Regions from separate parts of the Homo sapiens genome. Here region 2 is linked to region 1. Evidence: chromatin loops called from intact Hi-C (ENCODE). Cell type or tissue: OCI-LY7. All regions are shown on one strand. Each heading gives the region's core, and the rest is flanking DNA. Links, peaks and the distances in the headings are about the cores only.

Region 1 (8,339 bases), core at 281-8,280:
AGAAGCATGAGAAAAGGAAACAATCATAAAATAAATGAAATCAGCAAAAGCCAAAGTTACTTTGAAAAGACTGATAAAAATATACCATGATTATGCGTGAAATTAAAAAAAAAAAGAGTATCCACAAATTCTAAATATCATCAATAATAACAAGGAAATCATTATAGATTCTATAGTCATGGGATAGAAAAAGAGAATGTAATAAGTAACTTTAAGTCAAAAATTTTGACATAATTTGATGAAATAGATACATTTCTAGAAAATCATTAACAGTGACACAAGAATAAATAGCAAATCCGAATAGCTCTATATCTATTAAAAATAAAATTACAATTAAAGCTTTCCAAATATAGTGAGTCTAAATCAAATAAAATATTAAAAATCTGAAATGTTTCCAGGAAGAAACATTGAATTCCTAATATAAAATATAACATAGCATATGCAATCCCTTTACTGAAAATTGTGAGATTTTACTGAGAGAAATTAAAGATATTCAACAGAAATAAAGGTGTACCATGTTCCTATGTCATTCTTGGTATTAGAAGAAAGATTCAGTATTTTAAATAAATCTATATTTGTAATACACTGAAAATCACAATACTGTGATTAGTAATAGCATAATTTGTCTGCATTATATTTGGTGGCAACTGAAAAACTGACTATAAAATGCAAATGAAAATGCAGTGTATAGATAACTTTGAAGAAAAAATATAATGTGAAGACTTACACTATTAGATATAAAGTTTTTATAAATGTATATCAATTATGACATTATGGAAAAGGTGCAAGTATAGATATTTCAATGAAACAGAATAGAGAGCTCATAAAGAGAACCACACAATATATTTAGCTGATTTGTGAAAAAAATAGTGCTTCAGTACAATGAGGAAAAGATTCATTTTCAATAAATTGTGGTGTCTTTCATACATCGGTACAGAGAAAAATGAATATTAACATCCAACCTCACAACATACACAAAAATTATTTCATATAGAAGCCAATGTGTAACATAAAACAGTACAGTTTTTAAAAAGTAATACAGAGGACACTTCTATGACCTTAAGATTTAAAAAAAGACTCAAAAAGTAACTATTGAAGGCTAGTAAATAAGATAAATAGGTTAATAAATAGTAATAAAATAACATAAAAAATAGGGATTTGTAATCATAAAATAACTCACTGAGTGAAAAGGCAAGCAACAGAATGGGAAATGAAATTTGCAAACATAAATACAATAAGAACTCTTGATCGAAAGATACTTTTTAAACTCTACAAATGAATTTTTTGAAAAAAAAAAAAAATATGGCCAGGTACGGTGTCTCACGCCATTAATCCCAGCACTTTGGGAGGACCACTTGAGCCCGAGAATTTGAGACTTGTCTGGGCAACACAGTGAGAGACCTCTGCCTCTACAAAAAATTTAAAAGATTAGCCAGGCATGGTGGCCGTGGCCTGTAGTCCTAGCTACTCCTAAGTAGCTAGGCTCTTTTGAGTCTGGGAGGTCAAGGATGCAGTGAGCTCTGATCAACTGCTGCACTCCAGCCTGGGTGACAGAGTCAGAACCATCTCCAAAAAAAATTGATGTAGAAGAACTTCTAAGAAGTGAGAGTGGAGACAGAGGCCAAAGATGCTGCTCTAGGCTGCTCCGTGAATTCCAGGACTTCTGAGAAGCACCCTCTGGACAGCGTCTTTACTGCCCTCAAGGACTCAGCTGGTCAGCAATGGCCAGCCAGACTCCATCCCCAGTGTGGAGAGGAGGTAGCTGATCCCAGAGGCGCTCCTAGCAGGCATGTGGAACCCAAGAACAGCTCGCCCTGCCAAGGCAATGGAGAGCAGGCTGGCAAGGCAGGAGCTCAGGCTCTGTGTGGGCAGGCAAGGAGGAGCCCCGCAACCATGCCACCACCCCTTACTACAAGAAGCCTCTGTATGGCATCTTGCACAAGGTCATGGAGAAGAAGAACCCTCCCTCAGGGGACCTGCTAAACACATATGAGCTCTTCCAGAAGGCAAATGCCAGCAACAGCCCCTTGCTGCTTAGGCTCCTGAATGAGCCATAGAAATGGGACTGTGGCAGCACTGGGGCAGCCACCAACAGTGACCCTAACATCTACTTCCTGATCCAGGAGATGTTCTACATGCTCAACACGCTCACGTCCAACAGGTCCCAGCTGCACAGCAAAGTGGACCTGCTCTCCCTGAAGGTGAACCCCACTGAGATGGTGGCCAAATTCCAGCCGACCCCCACCACCCCATAGCAGCTCACGGGCATGGAGCTCAAGCAGATCTTGGACCAGAGCCTGTCAGGTGGGGTCCTGGCCTGCTGGCTGCTGGTGCAGCTCTTCCCCAAGCTCTTCAGCCACAGTCAACTTCTCCCAAGGCTGCAGTGCCTGCAGCTTTGAGGCCAAGCTTAAGCTGGAGTCACTGCACCTGCAGCTCATCCACAACTACATGGAGGTCTACTACCCCTCGGTGAAGGAGAGGGCTGTGTGACAGGCCGAGTGCTTGCCCCAGCTGAGTAAGTTCTTCAGCCGCTTCTGGGCCCAGCGGGAGATGGAGAACAGCCAGCCTGGTGGCCAGGCTGCCAGCTTGAGGCTGAGCAGTGGACCCCGGCCACTTCCTGGACCACAAAGATGAGGAGGAGGGCCTGTCTCTGGACAGGAGCAGCACCATCGCCTCAGACCACGTGGTGGACATGTAGGCCCTCACCTAGTTCCTGGATGAAGCCTCTTCACCCGGTGAGTTTGCCGTCTTCCTCCTCCACTGGCTCTTCCCTGAGCTCTTCCACTACAGCAAGCTGGGTGAGCAGGACAGCTGCTACGGGGACGGCGGCAAGCAGGAGCTGGACCCGCAGAGGCTGCAGATCATCAGCAACTACACGGAGGTCTACTTCCCCCACATGCAGGAGGAGGAGGCCTGGCTGCAGCGGTGCGCCCAGTGCATCAACGACAAGCTCCAGGGCCTGGGGCTGGACGCGGGCAGCGAAGGCAAGCCCCCCACGCAACAACTGCTACAACTCCTCCAGCCTGCCCGATGACATCTCAGTAATCAGGGTGGAGGACAGCTTCAAGGGCGAGCGGTGCCGCTCCAAGAAGATCTGACTGGTACCTATCGACTTGGACAAATTGGAGATCCCCAGCCCAACTTGGAGTTGCCCGGCGCCGACTGCCTGCTCAGCAACGAGCATCTTCGCAGTATCTAGGAGAGCAGCCTGTCCATCGGCAACTTCACCTCGCGCCTGCTGGTGCCCCTGTTCCCCAAGCTCTTCACCCATGACAACCTGCACAAGCAGTACAGCTGCAGCGACTCCCTGGGCAAGAAGCAGCTGGACCCGTCCTGCATCAAGCTCATTCGCCACTAAGTGCACCTGCTCTACCTCTGCACCAAAAACAATCGCGTCTGGACCCTGGAGTTCATGGGCAACCTGCACTGGAACACGAACAGAGGCGCTCCTACCAGCAGCAGTGCAAGGTCCACGTGCTGGCCCCGAGTGTAGAAACATGAGGAGCTATGCAATCAATCCTGAGAGGTTCAGGGAGGAGTTTGAGGGTCCCCCGCTGCCCCTGAGAGGAGCAGCAAGGACTTCTGCAAGATCCCCTTGGATGAGGTGGTGGTCCTTCACCGAGCTTCCCAGTGCGCTCTCCCTACCTGCTGTCCGACAAGGAGGTGCGCGAGATCGTGCAGCAGAGCCTCTCCGTGGGCAACTTTGCCGCGGGGCTCCTCCACCGCCGAGAACTTCCGGCTGCAGTACAACCATTTCCGGGCTTGCAACAAGAAGCAGCTGGACCCTACGCAGCTGCGGCTCATCTACCACTAGGTGGAAGCCGTCTACCCCGTGGAGAAGGTGGAGGAGGTGTGGCACTGCGAATGTATCCCCAGCAATGATGAGCAGTGCCACTGCCCTAACAGGAAAAAATGCGGCATCCTCAAGAAAGCCTAGAAAGTGGAGAAGTGAAGGCCCATGGCCTGCCCAGAGACTCGGGGTCACTAGAGACTGAGCTTAGGAGCATGCCTATGGCATCCACAGACAGGCACCTTATGTCCGTGGGGTGTGTGGCTTACTACACTTGCACATGTAAACACCCAACCAACCACAAGAAAGAAGACTTGAGTTTGGTCTCTTGTCCTCTAGACTTCTGTCCTGTGTTCCCTGGCGGTGCAGCCTGAGTGTGGGGAGCGCAAGCTGTGAGAGCAGGGACTAGTGGGTAGCGGTCCTCTCTACCTGGTCGTGTCCTCCCCAGCCCCTCACAATTTCAAATGCAAACTCAGCAGCTCTCTTGCTCCTCTTCCCATATTTTACAGCTTTCATTTTTATCCAGTTTTTTAAAAATTAAAAATAAACCCTTAAAAAAATCATTGGGCTCTTTGGGGGCCATTTTACTTAGAAAAAAATCTTTTTAAAAGTGCCATCTTCAGTCCAGGTGCGGTGGCTCATGCCTGTAATCCCAGCACTTTGGGAGGCCAAGGCAGGTGGATTACCTGAGGTCAGGAGTTCAGGACCAGCCTGGCCAACGGTGAAACCCCATCTCTACTTAAAAAAAAAAAAAAGCAAAAATTGGCCAGGTATGGTGGTGGGTGCCTGTAATTCCAGCTACTCGGGAGGCTGACAGGAGAATCACTTGAACTCGGAAGGCAGAGGTTGCAGTGAGCCAACATAGTGCCACTGAGCGCCAGCCTGGGCGACAAGAGCAAAACTCCATCTCAAAATAAATAATAAATAAATAAATAAGTAAATAAAAGTGCCATGTTCGTGTACAATGCCTAATCACAGCTTCAGGTGGCATGGATACTGATTTTACTGACCTTGTCTTTTACATCTGATTCTGGAAGAGTCAAGAGGCCTCTTGGATGGCAGTAGAGGGGATGGAACAGTGTGAAGTCCTTTGTGACCATGTGCAAGTTTTCCCTTCTGCTCCAGTGCCTCAGAAGTCTTCCATTCAGCTTGGCCTGTCCATCAGGCACGTGGGTAAAATGTTGTGCTCACTGTGTAGAGGAGAACACTTGATGATGATGAAGAATGTAGAAAGCCATGGAAACATGTCCGCAGTGTCTTCATTTGAGCTGTGTCCTTCCACTGTCCTCATTCCCTCTCCACACATGGTTGCTTGTCGGAGATTCTGGGTTCTGGGAGCTGTGTGGTGACTTCCCCAAACCTCAGTGTTAGCTCCTCCAGGCAGCACCACATCCTCGTTCCCCAGGGCGGGTCCATGTCTGGGCACCTCTTGGGGATACCAGGCATTGGAAGGACACAGGTCATCTCAGATGGGGCACCCATGTCCCTTCCCAGAGTCCACTCAGAACTTTCCCCTTGGACTCCCTAGAAAGTCCTGCTGTCCTCCACCTGGCTACCTCTTGGCTTTAGGAGACACATGTCTTCTCTCCCCACTGACTGAGAATGTCAGACTCCTGCCGGCCAGCTGCATGCTTTCCAGGAGCACCAACAAGGAAATTCCCTGACAGGTAAAATCTTTAAAAATGACACTTTTACCTTCCTGACTTTGGGGGCCAAATGCCTAAGAGGGAAAGGAAACAGTCTAACCAGAGTCCAGGAAAATTAATTGAATCCCATGGGGTAGACATAAAACCCCTGTGGGAATATTACAGGTTCAATAACCTAATGGCTTAGTATTTTGCTACTTTAAAATGCAGAGATAACAGAAACAATCTGAATATTCTTCATATAGCTGGTAAGGACTTCAGTTCCAGTGGCCATATGACATAATTTTGCCTGTACCCAGAGGCATTTTTAAAAATATAACATCAGATTTTAAGGAATGTAAAGTTGCTAATCTAACTTGTAAATTTGCTTGTGTCATTTACAGATTATTTCTGTTGAAACTGCAAACCTGAATTACTGAAATCTAGAAAGGCACAGGGACTTACTCTGTCACACACAGCTACTCATGCACACACACACTGCTTACTAAAAGCTGAGGTGAGAGGAAGGGGGCCTACATGAATAACAAGTTCAACTTCTTTGTGCCTGGAAAGAAGGGACTAGCGCAGCCAGGAGACTCACTTTACCTCATCGCTTGGGCCCTTCTCTATGCCTTAGTCTCTCCAGCACATGCACACAGCATGCACACACAGGCGCCCTACCCAAAGACAGCTGTGGCCTTCTCTCCACCTGGCCGCTGGTTGTTGGGGGTGAGGGGTCCCATGAAATTTGTTCTGGTTTCTACGATGTAAACAAGAAGACTCTAAGCCCTGAATTGCCCTGCTTTCTAGAGGGTGAAATGTTGACCCTGCAACTTTAGAAGCACAATTATTAATAACTCTTTTGAAATTCCCATCTACCCATGTCAGAGAAGTTCAACAAGTTCTAGGAATTAAATATGTCTGTTTGTAACCTAGAGCATGCTCAATTTTTGGAAGCCATATTTCAGTGATGATTTTCTTAACACCTTTCTCGTGTAGGGCTTCTTCCCTGAAAATCTTACAGTCCCTTTCTGTGAAGAGAAATGGACACATCCTGGGAACTATTCCTGTGCCTCTGGACTGTCATCAGGAAATGACTGCAGGTCCTGTGCCCTGTCTATATTATGTCCTCACTTCTCCATCCATACAGGTGGCTCCAGTGGGCATTTTTTTAATTTTAAACTTTTTACACGAAGCAATAGAAGTAGAAAATACTGATTTTTTTCAAAATTTAATGTGTTCCATGAAATCTACTGGCAATCCCTTTCCTTCCCCCTGTCTAAATTCTTTGGTTTTTACTTGTTTGTTTGTTTTTTTTGTCTTGTATCCCAAGGACTAAAAAATTAGCAGACACGTTTTGATGTTGAGTGAACTAGTAAGTCACAGTAGGTGGTAGGGTTCATTGGTTTCTCTGTTAGTAAGTTTTTAAAGAATGAAGATAGTTATAAATGTACTGAGTGGCCGTTTAATTGGTAAGGGTCGCTGGCCCAAAAACACTAGAGCATGGCCACGTGGTTTCCTGTAGAGATGGCCTCAGTTTCCAACATTCCCCCCAAATGTTTGCTTCTCACCCAATAGAGGGGGGATCTTGAGACTCCCAAGTGGAGGTTGTGAGCTTGCACCCTGCCTCACTGTGTAGACAGACTGTATGGATATATGAAGTGGGGGTGGGGGCCAAGGGGCTATTACTGCTGTTTGGAAATATTTGCCTCTTGTAGATCCAGCCTTAATGGTTTTGTGACATCCTAGTACTAGCAAACCCTGCACAAAGTGGGTATCAGAGTTAATACTGTGAGGAGACAAAGTAGTGAGAATAGTTTTGCTAAAGACAATGAAGTATCACATAATGTCTGCATTTTACCATTGATTTGAGTGCATCGTTAGAAAAACTTAATGTAATGAAAAACCCAGGACATTTTTGGAAATTGTATGCTCTCTAGCAACTTTGTGTGAATTTTTATACAAACACTGTTTTATGAGTTACATAAAATGTTATAAAAATAGAAAAAAAGAGGAAATTATCCTATACTCTCCTGGTACAAGCACAGACCACACACTCACAGCTCTAGAGTGGACACACAGCCACCACATTTCCTGAATAAATTCACACTCTTCAGATTACACAAACTCAAACATGCAGATGCCTGAATAACACACCCACGATATACTCACAGATCCAAATACACACATGGCTATATACTCCCAAATACAAACATACACAAGCCTCCATCTTGAAAACTATAAATATTCTGTCCATATCCTCAGGTTACATACACATAGTGGTAACACCCAAATACACCCAGCCATCTCTCTGCCTCCAAATTCTTCACACCAAAAATGTACACCTAAATTCTCATCTAGACACCGTGAGCATAAAGTCCTCTACTCTGAATACACACAAATCCAACACACAAACCATTAAAACATAGAACATTACCTGCCTTTTCAAATGTATGCACACATATTCACAATATCTCACAGAACCGTCAAAATACACAAAACCACCCCCAGCACGCAAATACACACACACCATTCAAATAGGAACACATAACTATCCAGTACCCTCAGAATAAACCCAAAACCCACTATGCTTCTGTAATATACTAAAAACTCACCCATGTTCCCCTAAAAACACATTTCTGACACCACTGAATACTTAACCTACCTACATAAATATATATCTTAAATATATAACACATATACATGACACAGAATACAAATACCCAAAACAGATACAAATCCCCAAAATGTGTTAGTATAAAAATATCCCACACCTGCCAATGCCTCCCTTGTCACACACCAGCCTTCACACACCTAAACACACTCCCTCATCAACTCCCCATACTCCTTAGTGAAATATAAACACAGCAATGGAACATGTTCTGAATGTATACACAATGGGGCAGATGTATCACTATGAAGAG
Region 2 (8,339 bases), core at 161-8,160, 220 kb after region 1:
GCCACTGCGCCCGGCCTCATCTAGCCTCTTAACTGATAGGTACATTAGTTAATGTCCAGTGAAGTTGGACATCATTGTGTTACATAAACAGAGTTGGGCTTATAAACGATAGGTGGGAGCATCTTTCAGTTAATCAGATTTGTACAATTGGAATGGTGAATATTGACACAGTTACCTTGAAGAAACTAGGCATACTGAATTGACATCAACTATAAGAAATTTGCCATTAAAAATCTTTATAAGTTCTTGTATATGAAAAGCTTTATAAACTAGAATATCCTATGGAAATAAGATATTGTAGTTAGTTCTACTACTTAAACCTAGTGATTTTTAAATCAATTGGGCATCCTAAAACAATGAATAGTTTTTAATTGCTGGAGGGAGGGAAGGCATCACTACATCACTACTGCAGGTGGGATTTTATAGAATTATAAACCAATCTGCTCACTTAGACATTCTGTCTGCCTAAATTGTCATGTGTTAATTCTCTTTAGTCATATTACATCTGGAGCAGAGCATTGCACTTAACTGTGCAAATCAGAAGGATTTATCTTACATCCTTATTAGTATTTCTCTCTTAATATTACCAGGGACCAATTCCTATTGAATAAACAAACTTGGAAAATGTTCTCCATGTGATTGTTAATACATATATGCATAAAACTCCACATATAAATCTATATAGGATAAAAATCTTAGCTTACATATGTTTAAAAGAAATCAAATTAGAGCTCTCAAGATACCAGCATATCTTATACAGGACGATGATTTTTTACAAAAGGGCATGTTTTAATTTTTGGATTGCATCAATCAAAAATATTCAATACAAAATTTTAGTTTATTAAATTAAAAATTCTAAGTGGTCATTAAAACTGATAACCTAGACCGGGCATGTTGGCTCATGCCTGTAATCCCAGCACTTTGGGAGGCTGAGGCAGGCAGATCATGAGTTCAGGAGTTCGAGACCAGCCTAGCCAACATAATGAAACCCCGTCTCTACTAAAAATACAAAAGTTAGCCTGGCATGGTGGCGTGTGCCTGTAATCCCAGCTACTCGGGAGGCTGAGGCACAAGAATCACTTGAATCCAGGAGGTGGAGGTTGTGATGAGCTGAGATTGCACCACCACTCCAGCCTAGGCAACAGAACGATACTCCATCTCATACAAACAAACCATCATCAACAACAAAAAACTGATAACCTAGTTGGAGTAGATTTGATGAAATGAAATGATGAACTAGCTTTCCTGGTTGAATCAGCAGCAAACATTTGTTAATAACTCTCCAGATTTTACAGGATCAGGCCAAGGAGCAGATGGGATACAGATTTCTAATACAGAATGTCACCGCAAGAGTGCTGCTCCTTTTCCAGATGCTTTTCCTGGGGGCAGTTGGATTGTGAGAGCTGCACTTTGCAGGAGCCTGGTTACTGTTTCTGTGAATAAGATAAAATGGTGTTTATCCTCTGTCGATCAATACTGTCTTGTTTGAACTTATTGAGTCATTTTAGAGACACATAAGGTAATGAAAACCATTGTGCAATAGTACCCACAGTACTACTCAGCTTTCTAAGGGATGACAATTTTTAAAAGACAGTTACTGAAACAGATTTTTAACATCAACTGCCTCCATGATGAAATGAGCATGCACTGTGTCAGGGTGTCCCATGGGTTTGGGTGAAAAGGTGTTGGGGTTTTATAACTAAGAGTTTTCTTCAGCAATAATCTCTAAAATAAAAATATACTCTGTGTGTGTGCTTTAATACTAAAAAAATTTACAGACTGTCTTTCTCTGAATAAATGGAATAGTGCTACTATTTGTGATTAATCAAAATTTTTTATGTACAGTTTGTGATTTCAACTTTATTAGTATTGTTTTGAAAAACAAGGCCTAATAGGTATACTTGGGCAATTTTAGAAAATTTTTCTGGAGGTTGTTACAAATAGGAAAATGAAAAGGGAAGTGGGGTTTTTGCTGAATTCTTAAGTACCGGGGACCACATTTCTCTCCTTTGCTTTATCATCTAATTTAAACTTCACAAAATACTATGGGTCAGATCTTACCCCCATTTCACATTTGAGGAATCTGAGATTCAGTGGAGTCAAACAATATGCCCAAGGTCACAAACCTAGGGAGTTTTACAATAGGCGTTTCCACTTAGCTGTGTCGAGGCACAAAGCCTAGTGTTCTTTCCGTAATTAATTTTAAAAGTTTCTCAGATAGGCATAGTCCTATTTGGTGGAAGACTAGACTCTAAAGTCCTTTAGATTTTTCAACTGTGATTATTTCAATGGATTCTGATTGTTCTGAATGCTGGACATGGGCTATAAAAGCGATTTGGTCTTTCTTGTTCTGTATTCTGAGAAATGCCAATTTTGAGAGATATTGATAGATGTTCCTGAAAGAAGATGTTCTGTTGTAAATTAAGCCCAGGAAACAAAACGTTGCCTACTCTCTTAGATAGTTGTGATAAATGACAATATTTGCATGTGTCATGAGTCCCCAGTGCTCGAGCGTATGATATAATGGTTACGTGCTTGGGCTCTGGATCAGACTACCAGACAAAGGAGCCTGGCTCTGCCACTTGCTAACTGAGTAGCTGAGCCTGTTAGGTAATTTGTCTGTGCCTCCATTTTCCCATTTATAAACTGTTATAATAGTATCACACCATAGAGTTGTTCCAAGAATAACATGAGATAATGCATGGAGAGAACTTAGAAGTAGACCCGATAATATAGTGCTTCACAGATGCTTGTTATCATTATTACTCAAAACACTCATGTGGTAACAAAACCTGCTATAACTTTTCTAACACTGTTTCCTCAACTTACTTGACAATGGAGTTGCTTTTCTTTTGAGCCACATTTATTAACATCCACTGAATATAGTGTAGGAAATGTTGATATTTGAAATGACATAAAACCACCTTGGCATTAGTGCAGTAGAAAATAAGAACAAAGTATTTATAGTGTTTTAATATCCATTATGTCATTTTATAATGTTTGCCCACAACAATATTTCTTTTCCTTGCCAGCTGTCTTCTTTTTTCCCTTGAAATCGATAAATAGTAAAATAGAACAGTAAAATGTTAAGAGTTGTCTGAAATGGGCAGAGTCAATGTTATTCCAGAAAGTATGAACCTTATAAGTCATTTGTCTCTTTCTCTGTATTTAGCAGGGCAAAACCTTACTGCTTTGACAAATAAGTGATATCACTGTCATTTCCAGACCTGTGCTCCCATTGCATGCTCCATAGCACACGTTATAAAGAAAATTTCAGAGCAGACCAACACATTTTTTGATGCTCCTAAACTATAACTAGAGCTGAATTTGCCAAAATACGATCTATAAAACACTAATCCTGCACAATGTGCAAATAATGCTGTGTTCTTCATCTTCTTGGAGATATACAATACATATCTGAAAAGTCCTATAGTAAATAAAATTGTTTAGTTTGGAATCCTTTCTTCTTGGAATTTACATAGGTAATCATGACAAAAAGTCAGAGAGTTTAGGGGGTTTCTGGTAAAAATGGGATATTTTTGGTAAATGTCCAGATTGATTTCTTTCTTTAGCTAAAATACCATTATAATGTTTTTGGAGTACACAAAAAAAATATGTGAAAATATATCCACCTCAGCACAGTTGCCCAAATTGTGGAAACAATATAATAATTAGCCATTCCAAGGTTCAGATTTAACACACTGAAAACCAGTCATTTTCCATAATATTTTTTTGGTCAGAATCAAAAGTGAATAGTTTAAACATTCCTTTGGTTAGCAAGATAATGGCAGGCGGAATCGCAAGAGTTGTACCAAGACTTTCTTTTTTATGGTGGTAGTAGCTCTGGAGATAATTGAATATATGAAGTCTAAAGTATGATAGGAATTATGACCCACACACAGAACTCAAAATCTGCTGGTGATGTTAATACTATTTCTTTTGTTAATTATATTTTTGTTTCTCAGGGTCCTAGGATTGGGACAGGCACTCAACCACAACTCTCCCTGCTGTCTGGTTAGAGCTAAATAAACTTCTCACAACATTGGCTCCACTCTTGAACCCTCCGTGGTAAGTCTACAGAAATTTATTAAATCCTGGCAGCTATCTCATTTAGAGATTATATAATAATTCCAATATATTCTTTTGTTTTCTGGTTGTTTCATTAGTCTAAAAACAAGCTAGATAATTCTTTGAATTAGGCTCGATAACAGAAGAGGGTAAAAGCTGTTTTCACTGCATTCCCACTGATACCACAATACACAGTTTCACAGAGTTGAAATAGAAAAAAGCAAAACACATGGATCATACCTGAGTAATTTCAGAGATCCCCACCCGGAAAAGGTTTCCTTGATTATGGCGAATTCAACGTGTCACTCGGGTTATGCTCTAATCGTCATATCAAACTCCAAAGGTTCAGTGGCTTTAGGTTTGGTTTACAATTCCTGGGAGTTAAACTTTAACTCACCCTGTCTCTTGCATCCATGCAGCCCTTTGACCAGATAATTGGGTCACTACAGCCCAGATATAATCTACTAAAACTATCTTTGTTATTTGTTTATAAAATTAAAATAAATGTTGTAAAAATGTTGGGGTAAATATTATTTTGAAGATATTTTATTGGCTTATACGATATATTTAAAAAGTAAAAACTCACTGCAATTGGATACCTAAGCTTTCCTTTATGTTACTTCCTTTGTTTTTTACTATGTCAAAGTGATATTATAGCTAAGGTAATTTAGGAGAATATTTCTTTGTTTTACACTTTTTATATCACTATATTACATGGAGTAAAGTGTGGAGTTTTAGGTCAAGTACGTAGATAAATGCTGGCTTACAAACAGAAAATACACAAAGCATTTATATAACAAAGTAGATAGATTTAGGCCAGATCAGGTTGGGGAAAGCATACTTCTTTGTATACAAGCTGCTCATTTAGATTTTAAGAGGAGGCCACTGTGTGAGAAGCACAATAATCAGCTACATACTGGGGTTATATGATAGCTGATGCTATTGTTCATTGCCTGAAATCTCAGTGGTAACTGAGTTTCTTGAAAAATAGAGAAATGGTGCTTTCAGAAATACAAACATTATACTCTGAGTTCTCTGGTAAGAGCTGTAGTCTACAGAAGAAATCCCTAAGGGTAATAAAGCCCACATTTAAAAAAGGAAGAAGAACCAAAACCTTCCTAATTTTGAGTAAATTTTGGTTTAAGAGCTTGGAAACCACACATTCCAAAACTAGAATTAGAGGATACCCCTACTTGCCTTTAGTTCTAGTAAAAGGAGTCTAATTTTCTAGGAACCAACTATTAAGAGAGCATTTTTGTCTATAGAAAAGCACAAAACAAGCAATCCTTCTATAATATAGACGCAAAGGAAGATCCATCAATTAAGCACATCTATGAATATGTAAGAGAAGAGATAAAAGATACTGTTGGAATGCTAGTTCTGCTTACAGTTTTTAGTTCTCAAACATGGAATTATTTCAGTTCTCAAACATGAAATGATTTACCATTTTCCCATAGCAATGGATGATAGAGTTTAACAAAAACACCCCAGGAACAATTGTTTTACCCCAGAATTGCTCCCCTGATGTTAGACCTAGAGAAAGCATTTATGCCCCACCCAGCTAGATAGCTGAATGAGGGACACATCCCTCTACTTCCTTCTTGGGAAGGGATTCCCTCACAAAGTAGCCCTGATGGTTTCCTAGTGAAAGCTCAGTCTGGGGTTGCATGGTTCCCAATTGAGTGGGGAATTCTTTGAGTTTGCCCAGTCCAATAAAGAACTGTTGATGTTGTAAGATGGACAGTTTTGAGAGGGTTTCTTTTATTGTTTTTTGTGATAGGGGCTTAGATGGTGATAAGTGGAGATGAAGAAAGGAAAGCTAGGATTTTTAGGCATCTGATGGAAACACCAAAACACAACAGGTAAAAGGAACGATATTAACTAGAGTCTCAGTCCATTCAGGTTACTATAATAAAATACCATACAAGGCTGGGTGTGGTGGCTCATGCCTGTAATCCCAGCACTTTGGGAGGCTGAGGCAGGTGGATCACAAGGTAAGGAGATTGAGACCATCCTGTCCAACATGGCGAAACCCCATCCCTACTAAAATACAAAAAAATTAGCTGGGCATGGTGGTGCACACCTGTGGTCTCAGCTACTTGGGAGGCGGAGGCAGGGGAATCACTTGAACCCGGGAGGTGGAGTTCGCAGTGAGCCAAGATCATGCCACTGCACTCCAGCCTGGGCAACAGAGTGAGACTTCATCTAAAAACAAAACAAAAGAAAACAAAAAGAAAACCATACAGTGGGTAGCTTCAACAACAAACACTTGTTTCTCATCGTTCTGGAGGCTGGAAATCCAAAATCAGGGTGCCAGCAGGACCCTCTTTTTGGTTATGTCCTTACATGGCCTTCCTTGGTGCATGCATGCAGAAAGAGAGATCTCATGTCTTCTCCTTTTTAAAAATAAGGGCACCTATTTTTAAAATGAGGGACCTAGGTCCTGAGGGTCATGAGGGACCTAGCCTCATGACCTACTCTAACCATAATTACTTCCAAAAGGACCTATTTCCAAATACCATCACATTGGGGGTTAGGGTTTCAACATATTAATTTTAGGAGAAACACAAACATTCAGTCTATTGTAACCAGTTATTAAAAACATGTCAGTTGCTTATTTGATGGATCCTGGCATTCAACAGGGCAGGACTACAATCGCATTAACCCAAAATCTGATGATTTCCGTAGGACAATTCATATATTACTCCTAACAGCCAGTGGTAGTAATGAATTTGGTAGTAATGAATTATTAGGTTATTGCTTTCTATTTTTATTGCTTTTGTTTTTTAAACCATTTTGTTACAAGGATAGGAATACACTGATCAGGAATAAAAATAAAAACAATGGATCAGCCTTTCTTTTTCTGAGGGGTACTTAGAGAGAAAGTCTCTGGCCCTGGGACAGAGAAACCAATCCATCAGAATGAGATCAAATTTATGACCTTGATCTCATCAGTCTAATCAAGAGAGCTAACTGTACCCAGGATGGCAAGATTTGCCTTTACTTTGTAAAAATAAACCAGTTTAGATAGTGGCTGGTAAATGTGAATTTTCTATTACTTTATTCTACAAACAATTACTGAGAAACTTCTCTCTGCTAAGTGTTGCATTAGAAAGGTGATTACTTAAAATGAGATTTGAGTCTATTAGTAGGCTATAAAATCAATAAAGTGGGTTGTATCTAACATATTAAAATAGAACAGAAAATATCAAGTGAATTGCATCTAGAAAGGGTAATACTGGCCAGGCGCGGTGGCTCATGCCTGTAATCCCAGCACTTTGGGAGGCCGAGGCAGGCGGATCACCAGGTCAGGAGATCAAGACCATCCTGGCTAACACGGTGAAACCTTGTCTCTACTAAAAATACAAAAAATTAGCTGGGCGTGGTGGTGGGTGCCTGTAATCCCAGCTACTCGGGAGGCTGAGGCAGGAGAATGGCGCGAACCTGGGAGGCGGAGCTTGCAGTGAGCAGAGATCGGGCCACTGCACTCCAACCTGGGTGACAGAGCGAGACACTGTCTCAAAAAAAATACAAACAAAAAAACCAAAAAACAAAAAAGAAAGGGGTAATACTATTTATGAAACTTTTTTTCTAATTATGTATCTATCTGTGTGTATTGGTTATGAAGTAAACTTTATTTTTTATTGTGGATCACAATTTTAAGCGTTTGGAAAATACTGTGCTAGTCTTAAGGGATTCAGTGGTTAACAGACCAGATGGAAGGTACACACATTAAGCATATACCCCAATGATTAACTAATTATAGTTGTAATAAGTGTTATGAAGGAGAAGTACAGAATGCTAAACAGAACATAAAACATAGGGACCTAACCTTGTGTAGGGCTGGGTGGGTTGGGAGGTACTTGAGGAAAGCCTTCCAGAACACAAGACATTTAAGCTGAGACCTGAAGGATGTGTGGATGGGAGGTGGGCATTCTAGTGAGTGGAAATAGCTCATAGGGATGCCCTGAGTTCGCATGAGTTAGGCACATTCAAAAAACTGGTAGAAGGTCGGTTGTGAAGGGCAAGAGGGAAAATGATGGGGAAATTGACTGGAGTAGGTAGCCAAGTCAGACGATTCATAAAGGGCCATCACTAGATTCCCAGCATTATCCAGGGCCAATGGGAAGGAAGTCACGGAAGCATCTGAAGAAGGGGAGCCACTTGGACTATTTGTGTAGATTCTGGGTGTAGAGTGGAGAATAAATTGCCATGGGATAACACTGCCTGCTTCTCTCCTTTTTTTTTTTTTTTTTTTGTTGTCTTAGAAT

What was found. Hi-C counts contacts between places; a loop is a spot of excess contacts. Peaks named below come from ENCODE experiments on the same cell type or tissue, not always from the same donor. Only the 100,000 strongest peaks of a DNase experiment are listed, where the experiment ranks them.
Region 2: a loop joins it to region 1, with 4 times the contacts of the local background. A loop is called at or near these places in 2 of 110 quality-filtered maps.

The regions. Positions count from the first base shown.
Region 1 is chr10:50,656,523-50,664,861 of GRCh38, forward strand. It overlaps the pseudogene BEND3P1. Among named protein-coding and RNA genes, the nearest start is that of SGMS1-AS1, 36 kb to the left of the region's middle. RefSeq lists enhancers at 3,849-3,928, 4,049-4,098. In OCI-LY7, for the core only: a CTCF peak has its summit at 3,861 (motif pointing right); a DNase peak (open chromatin) is centred at 3,759; H3K4me3 peaks cover 4,002 bases; H3K27ac peaks cover 2,127 bases.
Region 2 is chr10:50,881,273-50,889,611 of GRCh38, forward strand. A1CF (APOBEC1 complementation factor) reads right to left here and starts at 4,355. Exons shown (of 13, transcript NM_014576.4): 1 at 4,309-4,355. In OCI-LY7, for the core only: no CTCF peak of the experiment used is centred there; no DNase peak of the experiment used is centred there.